2 separate regions of the Homo sapiens genome follow, and region 1 is linked to region 2. Evidence: chromatin loops called from intact Hi-C (ENCODE). Cell type or tissue: Calu3. All regions are shown on one strand. Links, peaks and the distances in the headings refer to the core of each region. The heading gives the core; the rest is flanking DNA.

What was found. Hi-C counts contacts between places; a loop is a spot of excess contacts. Peaks named below come from ENCODE experiments on the same cell type or tissue, not always from the same donor. Only the 100,000 strongest peaks of a DNase experiment are listed, where the experiment ranks them.
Region 1: a loop joins it to region 2, with 3 times the contacts of the local background. A loop is called at or near these places in 2 of 110 quality-filtered maps.

What each region holds. Positions count from the first base shown.
Region 1 is chr7:12,645,478-12,651,442 of GRCh38, forward strand. It overlaps SCIN (scinderin), which reads left to right. Exons shown (of 16, transcript NM_001112706.3): 14 at 3,990-4,067. Among named protein-coding and RNA genes, the nearest start is that of ARL4A, 39 kb to the right of the region's middle. In Calu3, for the core only: no CTCF peak of the experiment used is centred there; DNase peaks (open chromatin) are centred at 2,454 and 4,804.
Region 2 is chr7:12,798,302-12,804,266 of GRCh38, forward strand. No RefSeq gene overlaps it. Among named protein-coding and RNA genes, the nearest start is that of ARL4A, 110 kb to the left of the region's middle. In Calu3, for the core only: no CTCF peak of the experiment used is centred there; a DNase peak (open chromatin) is centred at 3,120.

The sequences.
Region 1 (5,965 bases), core at 371-5,370, 150 kb before region 2:
CACAGGGTATTTTTTTTAAACTTTTATTTTAAGTTCAGGGGTACATGTGCAGGTTCGTTACATAGGTAAACTTGTGTTGTGGGAGTTTGTTGTACAGATTATTTCATCACCCAGGTATTAAGCCTAGTATCCATTAGTTATTTTTCCTGATCGTCTCCCTCATCCCACCTTCCACCTTTCGATAGGCCCCCAGTGTGTGTTGTTCCTCTCTATGTGTCCGTGTGTTCTCATCATTTAGGTCCCACTTATAAGTGAGAACCTGCAGTATTTGGTTTTCTGTTCCTTACACAGGGTATTTTAAGGATTAATGATATAATTAATGTGAAAGCATTAATGTTGTGATGTCCTATATAGATTAAGCTGTTCTTAAAAGTACTAGCTACTTTACACCTGTGTGAGCATGCAGTTGCTGTATGAATATATATGTGGCTAGATGTGTTAATTTAATAATTTGGCATTTTCTGTGGGCAGCAATCATTATTTCTGATCAAACTATGTAAATTTTACATGTCAATTTCCCAGCGGAGTAAAAATTTTCACCATATTGACTGAATTAAAAATATTATGGAAATATTATGATCATTGGGCAAAAATCACAGAAAGCTATATATGCAGTTACAAATTAACTGATATCAACAGGAATGTTTTATTTCATAGTCATTTACAAGCTTTGACTTCCAGTCCAGTCAGAAGTAAAATTAGAAGTATGTGTATGCATGTCTTAGTTCAAGCTCCTATCACAAAAATACCATTGACTGTGTGGTTTAAACCACAAACATTTATTTTTCATGGTTCTGAAGGCTGAGAAGTCCAAGATTAAGGCAACAGCAGATCTGATGTCTGGTGAGGGACCACTGTCTAGCCTTCTTGTGTCCTCACATGGCCAAGAGAGCAAGCTCTAGTCGTGTTCTTTCCTTATAAAGACAGACACTAAGCAGGGGCACTGTACCCTCATGGCCTCATCTGAACCTAATTACCTCCCAAAGGCCCCACCTCCTACTACCATGCCATTGGAGGCTAGGGGTTTAGCATAGGAATTCTGGAGGCAAACAAACATCCAATACAAAAGAATACAGGAGTGATTTTACACTAGGCTCTGAAATATCATCCTGAACCACAGCCTCTCACCTAAATTTCAAAAAAAAAAGTTATACTTTCTCTGTTTGACGTGCTAAGTTTTTGGTAAATTTTTCATTTAAAGAATGAATTCTTCTTTTATATAAAATTTGATCCACAGATTTTGGTCAACATGCCCTAGTGAATAAATGCAAACTTCATTTTTCAACACAGGAAAGAAAATTTCCCACGTATTTTGTCAGATATTTTGATTACTAGAAATAAAATTATTTGAGATGAAGTGGTTCAAGTCTCCCTTGAAGGTTATAAATGATTTGACCTACAAGTTAAAGATTTAAACAGTGCATTGAGATAAATATTTGGTTGCTGTATACCACAATTTGCTCACCTACTTTACAGGAAATCCCTGAACTTGCTATATTTTATAGATTTGTCATCAGAAAAATCTGCTGTTTTATTGTTTTGACTTGATATTGCATCCAAGCAACTTATTTTTCAGCATATGCTCCTATAATTTCTTATTAGAATTATTTATTAACATTGCTATAAATTAGTTGTTTGTTTCCAAGAAAAATGTATTTTACAAAAATAAGTACCTAGGCTTTGTTCTCAGTGTGTTTAAAGAAAAAAGATCTGTTAGTCTTTGGCTTTTTGTTATGCGTATATATTAGCCTTTAAGAGAAATATACATTTCCTCTGCACCAACTCATTTTCTTGTTTGATATTTGGAACCCCTTCTGCTCCCTTTATAGTTTAAGGCAAAGGATTGTTGCTAACAAATCTTTGATCTTATAATTACTATCAGAAAGTAGGCTTTACACGTGTAGATTCCTACAAGGCAGCTACAAGGCAGCAGAGCTTATTAACTAAAAGCACAGCTTTTAGAACCAATCTGCCCATGTGCTGTCACTTATCTGGTGGTAGTACTTGCTGGCTGTGTGACTTTAGGCTGGTTACTGAGCCTGTCTGGGCTGTAGTTGTCTCAACTCTAAAATGGTGGTAATCTTAGTACCTACTTCATAGAGCTGTGAATATTAACTTAGCTGTTGCATATAAAACATTAGAACAGTGCTGACGTCAAGTTAAGTGCTAAAGTTTTTCTTTTTAAAATGATTATGTGATTGGTGTATGTCCTCTAAAAAGATAATATAAACAAATCCTTTGCCTTCTAAATGGTCAAGGTTTTTTGTTTTGTTTATTTTGTATAACAATCTCAAAATCTCATCAGATTAGAACAAACATGAATTGTCATGCTCAGATGTCTGCAGGCTGCCAGGAACTAGGTTTATCTATGCTGGGCGCATGTTTTGAGTTTATACATATTTTTCCAGTGACAAAGTCAAGGACACAAAAAGGCCCTTGCTGAGTCACCTTTGCTAATATGACATGGCCAACGCCCCAGTCAGCTCCATAGCACCGCAAAGTCACATGCCAGAGGGAGTGAATAAAGAATGGGGAACCATAATCCAAACTCCTGCGTAAGGATCAGGGGGGTTTTCACTCAGAATTCTCTAAAAATACTGAACTTTAGATTAATACATGCCCATTGGTATGTATTACCAATGGGTGGATGAAGCTAACCCTTCCATTACCCTTTAATGCTAACTATAATTTAACACAATTTAACCCATTAAAAATAAAAAAAATTTTGTACATGCAAATATTATGTTATAATGTCATCTTATTGAAATTTTTTGATTTATTAAAATGACTAGGCCTATTGACTTTTTCTCTCTCTCTCTTTTTTTTTTTTTTTTTCTGAGACGGAGTCTCATTCTGTTGCCCAGGCTGGAGTGCAATGGCACGGTCTTGACTCACTGCAACCTCCACCTCCCAGGTTCAAGCAATTCTCCTACATCAGCCTCCCAAGTAGCTGGAACTACAGGCACCTGCCACCACACCTGGCTAATGTTTGTATTTTTAGTAGAGACAGAGTTTCACCATGTTGGCCAGGCTGGTCTTGAACTCCTGACCTCGTGATCCACCCAACTCAGCCTCCCAAAGTGCTGGGATTACAGGCATGAGCCACCACGCCCAGCCCTATTGACTTTTTAAAAGTAATCCTAACCTACAAAATGAAAGATAATTTAATACTCAGACCATAAACTCAAATGTTTTTAGGAACTAGATAGGCAACATAAATCTGTGAAACAACTATTCATAAAGGACTGGAAGTACAGAGGATTGTGAGCAAATTGACTATATATGTGGGCATTCAAATGTGTCAACCCTAAGGATGAGATTTAGAAAATACGCTTAAATATATAGTTTATTGAGATGCAAGGCTTGAGGATAGCCACCCAGAAAACGCTGACTCCAAATGAATGGGGTCAGCATTTTAAAGTGGAGGAGTTAAAGTTTCACTGACAATAGGCAGAAACAGAGAAATTTTAGCAGGATTATGTAATTTTTTATATAAGACCAGTGTATACTGACAGTGATTTGATTGGTTACAGATTGCTATGAATACATTCCAAGGAAGAGTACTTTCTTACTCTGTGAGGAGTGGTGATATGAGGGGGGTCTTATCTCTGGCACTCTTTGGTCTTCCTAATTATTTGCAGAAAAAAAGACAAAAGCTCGAGTGCATGCCTCAAGACTCAGGCCACACAGCCGCATTCCTCTCAAAGTTCAGAATAATTTAAGGTTCCACCAGCTTTATATTTGACTTATTTAATTTCACAAATGCAATGTTTATATTAAATACTGTTCTGGCCAAATAAAATACTACTAGTTTGTGATGCCAAATCAATGAACAATTATTTAAATTTTTATTACGTGAAAAAGAAGAAAAAAATTACCACCAAATTTTATTTTCACTATACTCAAAAAAAATACAGGGCATTTCTATCCTATGTATTAGAAAAATTACTGCTTTACTTTTTGCTCATATAGCTTTTTATACCTTTCAGATTGAAGAGATTCCAGGAGAGTTCACCCAGGATGATTTAGCTGAAGATGATGTCATGTTACTAGATGCTTGGGAACAGGTAAAACTACATTTTGTTCATAAGAAGAGAATGCATTTTTGGTTGGGAGATGACAGAACTTGATCTGAGAAATGGTAAGTCTAGATATAAATGAGCCTAGAGATTTAGGCTGTATTTAAAAAACACACACACACATTTGGTAAAAAATGAAACTAACACATATGGCAAGTTGATTTCTTAGTATGAAAATAATTCCAGAGCTACCATCTTTGGCTTTACAGTTGTAGGCAAAAAACTTTTATTTTTCATTTATTTGTAAAAGTTACTCATTCCTAATTTGTTTATAATTCATTTAACTAACAAGTGCATTCGTGTGTACAGTGTCATGGGGGTACAATGCCATTGAGGAAACCGACATATTCAAAGTTTCTTTTGAAATTTGACAAGAAGTCATGGGTAGCCCTCCCCTGGGGAAGAAACAGGCAGAATAGTTTTGAATCTACACAGTAAAATATGTTCCTGTTTTATTTATCTTAATTTTCAAGGAAATTAGTGGTGATTTGACGTGCCACATCTGATAGGTTTTTAACCTCTAAATTAACGGTGAAAGAGAAAAGTAAATATATTATGAACTAAATTATATAGAACAAGTGTGAAATGCTTATCTGAATTAGGCCTAGTCGTAGAGTCAAGCACAGAGATTGTTCCTTTTAAGTTTGTTCCCAATTAATAAACCATTCAGTTATATCACACCCTAGCTTCTGATCTACAATGACCATGTTTGACTTGAGGGCCCAGGCTCAGATTCTTGCCAAGTGAATGGATTACTTATTTCTAGATGAGAATTAAATCTCCAGGTCAATAAAACATTCTTGTGTATTTAAGAATTAAAGAAGAATTACACTTCCTTATTCAGATATATATTTAATTTTTCTCATTTGCAGTCAACTCCTGTTTCTGTAATCATGGGTACTTTTTGGAAGATTTCCCATGCCACATTTCATTTTTTAAAATCATGCCTTTTATTTACATTACCATGCTTTCATGGTTTGTTCTGTTCCCTGCACACAAATGTTTCAGCACTTTCAGTATGAAATAGAACACAATCTAAATGTAAGTGACCGAAATTGCTCTGCCACAAGTGATTTTAAAGTGATTTCAAAAATAAGGTAATTCAGGACATTTTTTTCAGCATTCAAGTACCCCCACCCACACACTTGACAAGGAGGAGGATATATACAGATTGTATAATTATATCAATTTTTTAAAAAACACATTGCTATTTAAATACTAAACATTATAGCATTTGTACCAACATCTTATAGGGAGGGCAAGCTACTAGAGGAGAAAAACACTAACCTTAAATCAAAGGTTCCTAGAGGGAGTCTGGGATCACCCACAGACAAGCTCTACACGTGGTCTACATGTGGTCTCTTCCAGCCAAGATCCACCTCTAGGAAATGGGGATAATGACTGTGTAAGGGCCAAGGGAAAATTTCCCCTTCACTGTCCACAGGTTCACATAAAAATCAGTTGATAAAGGGCAGATTAATAGGAGAAAAGGCATACAAATATATTAATGTTCACAGGAGTCATACAGAATGCAAGAACTAAATAAATGGCTGGATGGTTGATGCTTTTCTACCATTTTGAAGTTACAGAAAGAATGGGGGATTGCAGGATGGCAAAACTGGTTATGGGAGGGAGAGAAGAGGCCTGGCTAGGAAAGATGGTCTTGTTATGGATAAAACCTCACATAAAGTATAGATGGTAAATGTTTCTTTCAGACCTTTAAGAGTGTGATACTCTCAGTTAATCTTCCCTAGATCCCGAAAAGGGAGGGCCTCAAAGAAAGTCCGGCTGCACCACTGCAGATTCTCTACAGATGCAGATCTTCCCCTACAAAAGGCAGATTTGCAGGGCTATTTCTGTTTGCAAGTCCTCTGAACAGCCATCTC
Region 2 (5,965 bases), core at 554-5,553:
CTCCTTAGGCAAATTGTGTGTATTGCCAAACCTACTACTGCTTATTTTAATTTGTGGAAATCATAACTGACCCATTGTGTATGTGCCAGTTGAGAAATATGCTACATCTGACCTATTTATGGGACTGATTAGAGGCCAGAAAAAAGGCTCATGAAATTCCACTCTGAGGGCAAAATTTCTCTCAAAAAATTTTTTGAAACTCATCTCTATATTTAAATATGAGGGCCAGTTAGACATTGGCTGGAACAAAATTTTTCTTATCTTGAAAGTGTATTTTTAAGGAAGCAGTAGTAGATATTTTCAGTATGCTTTGTTTTGTGAAAAACTGGAATTATCAACTGTATAGAAGTAGAATTACTCTGGAATATTTAAATGGACAAGAAAAATTTCAAACAATATAAAATATATCAATCTTATTAAAGACAGCATATCCTGATGGGAGATAGAATTATAATTTGACTAAGAGATTACAAGGTAGTGAAACAATTTCAGTTTTCTTTAATTGTGGGAGACATGAAAATATCTTGTTATTCAAAGAAATGCTATGACATAATTAAAATACACATTATTATATACGTTAATGCACCAAAGCATTAAAATGTCAAAGTAATAGTCACACACACATAAGATTGTATATATCCCATTCTCCAAGATGTGTGGTACACTTCAAGGATAGGCTCCAGTCCATCAAAAATAGTGTGGCAAATCTGAAAATTATGTCATCTGAGATAAGCTTTCTTGAGGAAATTCATTCTTCAATGTCCCTTGATTCTAACTTAATGCTGGCACCTCATGTTATTGTCCTCAGTTTACTCATGGCTCTGCTTCCAATTTGAGGATTAGCTCTCTGGGTTCTTTTGGCAGTTCTTCTTGGACTGGTAGCATAACCATGCCTCCTTTGGGCTTCTCCCCAGGGATTTAGGCTTCTATTTCCTCCCTGCTCTATCTCTATACACCTGCACATACGTATCTGTGTGCTGGCCTTCATGGCAGCTTTAGTCGAGTAAGGTCCAGACTTACCCCATTTTTGTTTTAAACTCAGAGGGATGAACCAGAAAAATCATACTCCTTTCTCAATCCTGGGTCTACTTCCACTACTTATCTTCATTTCTCTTGTTTGGCTGTCTAAATGCATGTTTCTAAGGAGACATGGGGGAGGTGTGGAGAATATATTTGTATATTTATGTGTTTTGGAGGACCAATTATATAATTCAGTCATTTCAAAGAGAGATGTTATTCTGCCAGTTACCAGTTAGTTCCTACCCAACTTTTAAAACCCACTTAGGTCTTCTTAAACTGTTCAAATGTAAATAGTAGAGCATTAGGATCAGGAAAAGTATAGAAATATATCCAAGCAGAGGAGTTTGCTCGTTTTCAGAAGAATAAAATATGATTATCATTGTTGTACATATATATCTTGTTGGACACACTTTTTTTAATACCTATTTCATACATCAGAGGAAATGATATTTGATTTGCAAAAAAACACACCCATATGTCAATGAAAATGAAAATTCAGAGTCACAAATTTGGTCAAAGAGATACAGTAGTCAGTGCTTTTAAAGATTTTAAAAGTGGTCTTCAAGCAAAATCTGACACAAAAACTAAAAATGTGGAGCTGCTTTGATGGTGATCATGGTTGCGGGGTGGCAGGGGGATTGAGAGAAGACCTAATTGCCACCTCCAGTAATGGCAGCTAAGTCACCCCTTCAGAGAGCTGAATCCTCTTCAGATTGTCACTTGAAAACTGTATTAATCCAACCTTTTCATTTAACAGAAAAGGAATCTGAGGCATAGGGTTTAAGTGACATCACCAGAAATTCCCAGGTAATTTGTGGCAGAGACTTCTTAAATCCTACATTCCTCATTAACAGACTAGGAGTTCTTGCATCAAGACACATCAATATATGTACATATTGATCATAATATAAATATTGCATATTATTATGTACTATGATTTGTATGAATTTTATGGAGAAACAGTGTTTTCAAACTGTCTCTCAGTTTCCAAACAATTTGCAAACTGTTGATTTCTGAACCATATGAGTAATTTAAAGTAGCCTAGCCCATCCAGATATTTGATCAAAAATACTCCAGGATCTAGAGTCTCATTTACTGTAGTTCTGAATTAAATCATTCCATGGATGGTAAAGAAAATATAAATAGCTCCAAAGATCTTCTACATTTCTTCAAAGCTTAAGTTGGCTGCTGCTTGGCAATTTTAAGCTGATAAAGAATAAAGGCCACCCTATTTTAAGCTTTTTATCCAGTTAGCTGTTTGAAATGATTTCACAGTTCAGGCAGGGAGGCGAGCTGGGTAAACGTATCGTTCACAAATAAGTTCTGTAGAATCCAGTGTGGAAATGGAAGAAGGTAGAAGAATGTTTGGCCTTATGACAACTGTGGAATTTGAGTCAAAAATAAAAGTATGCTGGTAATTCCCCATTGCTCAGGGAGTGCCTGCCCAACCCTGGAAGTTATTTCTTTGTGTTCTGTTTTTAGAGGTTTCTAGCTCTGTTCTAAAAAAGAAAATATTGAATGCCATAGTAGGGCACTGAGTCCATCTTGAAGAAGAAGAAGAGCATAACTCTGTAATCTTTCTTGCTAGTCACTTCCAGTTGCTTTTTTTTGCCTCTGGGAAAAAAATGACAGATGCATGGATTTTCTTGCTTGTGGAATGGTTTCTTGCTTGCAGACTCCTTAAAGCAGAGAGGACACATTCATATTTGGGTTCCACGTTGTTGGTTCTCTGTGCAAATTAATTCTCAAGTCTAATAGCATATTCCCTTTATGATTTCTATGAAATCGTTATCCCTGCCTTGATTCACTGACTCATTTTATGCTATCAAGATGTAAACTCTTTGAGAAGAACATCCTCCTATCTGAGTATGCAGGTTTAATTTTACTGTCACAGCACACGTGTACAAAGTCAGATACAACCGGGAGAGTCATCGGCCCTCAAGATAGTCATTAGTCCATTGCAGGTAAGAGTAGGGCAAGATGGGAGGCAGTTGAAATTATTATTAGGGGTGAGGTATTGCATCACTGCAGACATTATAAAATGCTTCCTATGTGGAAGGGTGTAAACCTAAGGTGCAAAGTCCATGGACACTGAAAAGTGGCTGGGCTGGTTTAACAAGATGGGGCAGTGGGAGGAATGCACAGATTGTATTTAATCTCTCCTTTTATTTCCATTTCTCCCTAGATATCAACTCTTTCCTAACTATCCCAGTCCTTTCACCTTTAGGAATTTCCCTTTTATATTCTACCTGATAGACATTGGACTCCGGACGACCAATTCTCCCCTTTTATATCTTTAGTTAACTCTTACCTGCCCTGTCCTCTGCCAGGAAAGTATTAAACTATTTTGGGTTAAAGTGCTCAAGTGCAGCAGTGCTGAAGTATAAGCTGAATAGGCTTTAGAATCAGGCAGGCCTGGGTTCTATGATTTCCCTTGTATTTCCTATGTGGCTTTAGGCAAGTTATTTGAACTATCTGAGTTTCAAATTATCAGTAAAACATGGATAATAATGTATAGCTAATAGAGTCATTTTGAAGATTAAGTGAGATAAGATATGTAAAGGAGCTAGTATTCAAAAACTTAGTTTCTTTTTTTCCTTTCCATTTTACTACCAATACTATCCAAAATTTATAGATTATCAGAAGTTTTAAATATCTGAAGTATCTAATGGTGGAAATTTTGAACATGAAAGACATCAATGAAGTGATTTCCAAGGAAAATTCCTTTCTGAGAGCTTTTCAATGATGTATTTGAGTCTGTTTGTGTGTTAAGGAGTATGTGTAGGCACAGAGAGTATGTTGACTATCTTCTGATTAAGACTTCATTTTTCCATGCTTGCCTTTGCCCCAGGATGATGACTCATTTATAATCTTTATCACCTGGCTCCTGCACCCTCTGGCTTTTAATTAGGCTGAGCCTTTAGAGAACCACTGCGAAAGATCTAGATGTTTTTATTTCCCTTGATAGCTTATGGGAAGTTTGCCTAAGGTGGCACTGCTGCTTGAGGCAATCAAGGTTCCCATGTCCTCCTGCTTCCTGGTGTGCTGGAAAACAGAGGAAGGAAAGAGACTCTGCCAGATCCCCTAGGGCTGCTGTGCTCTCCTTGGAAGGTCGCTTACCCTTTCAAGGTGAACTTCTCCACATGGCTCTCTCCCAGTTTCAATAACTTCTTCCCTGTGTCCTTTTGGACTTAGGGGTGTTAACTCCTTACCAACTTAGCATTCTTACACTACCCATTGTGATTCTCCTACACCCACACCTCTGTAAATAGTCTTTTTGTAAATACATCCTACTCAAGTTATCCTGATTTGAGTGTGCTATCTGTTCTGTATTGGAATCCTGATTTATACACAACATAAACAGAGTGGAATCAAAGAAGAGGACTCATTCCTGTAATGCAAGTTAACAAGGTTAGTAAGTCAGGCTTCCAAAATTTATTATGTTTTCTAGGACATGTTTTGATTTGAGGTGTGTCTGAATAACAATCATCATTGTTTAAACCTCCTGTATGATCTTGCTGAATGCTTAATGAATGTTACTTGGAAGGCAGGATCCAAAATCATGGGAGAAAGATGAGAAAATAGCCACAGGAGGAAAACAGATGTATGGAGTGCACTTTCATGAAGATATTCAAATACAGTTGTTGAAATAAATTTGCATTTTTTTAAACAATTGTGCTCTTAATTATGATGAATTTCTCTTCAATTTTTCTGACCTCAGTGCTTTATCTGGGTTATAGAGTTTCCTTAAACCCCTTAGTCTGCATACTGGAAAAGTCGCACTTCAGACTACTGGAAACTAAACAAATAGTAGGAAGACATCATCTGCTAATTCTATGAGTCCTCTTCTTCCTGTTGCATCTGGCTCTTTTAGATTTGGTTTTGAAGAGACTTGATGAGGCAAGATTAGACAGAAGAAGAAATTTCATGAACATTTAGGAGCCCAGAATGATGGTGGCATTGATGTAAGGCCATACCAGGTGTGGTCTCTTTTTGGCCCAATCTTAAAAACCCAGCCTTCAGACAGAACTTATTTTTTTTAATATATATGAAAATGGAGTCCAAACAAGAAACTTTTATTAGGCTAAAGAAGAATTCTTATTTTTTAACTCTCTTGGCATTTTTATTTAACAAAAGACTAAAGAATGTGGCAAAGCAACATTGAAAATACCAATTTTTCCTCTTCCCAAGGCTTGTAAACTTTAATTTGAACTTTAAATACCTTTTCTACTTCATATTACTCATTTGACAGCAATTGTTTTAAGATACGGATTCGTCTTTCCTGGCCATCTTCTATTTGTTTAACATAATAATATACTTAAACCATGCATGTTTCACAGAGAATTGGCAAGATTTTAGATATCTGCCGTTTGATTGGTGCTGCATTAACCTAGAGTATAACAAGCCCGGTGATGGATGTACAAGTGTCTACACTCATTAAACTTTGTATTTGCAGAGCAAATAAGTGCAGTTATGACACATATGTGAACACAGACGGACAGAATTCGCTTTTTTACTGTGTGGCCAGTAATACAAAATAATTCAAAGAGAAAAGATTCGTTTCTACATGGCTCCTCAGAAATGTTTGTTTTATATTATAACATAATATGTGTTAAAACAGGATGATCTCAGCCACTGTTTTTTTTTAACTGAGTATTTATTTCCCAAAACTATTTGCTTACCTTCTCACAAAATAATTCTCAATCTTACATTTACTGGGGAAGAGCTAATTATTTCCTTTACTTGATTTAAGAAAAATCTTTTATGTAGACATATTATATCCTGATGTTTAAAAAATCCATTAACAAGGTCTTTAACAAGAACCTATATATTTTGGACTTCAGGTGGACATTTTGTAGTACACAGAAATTTGACTTAAATATTTGGTGTTAATCTGGGTTGTACTAGGAACAAAGTGATCCATGGGAAGGGGTATATCAGTTTT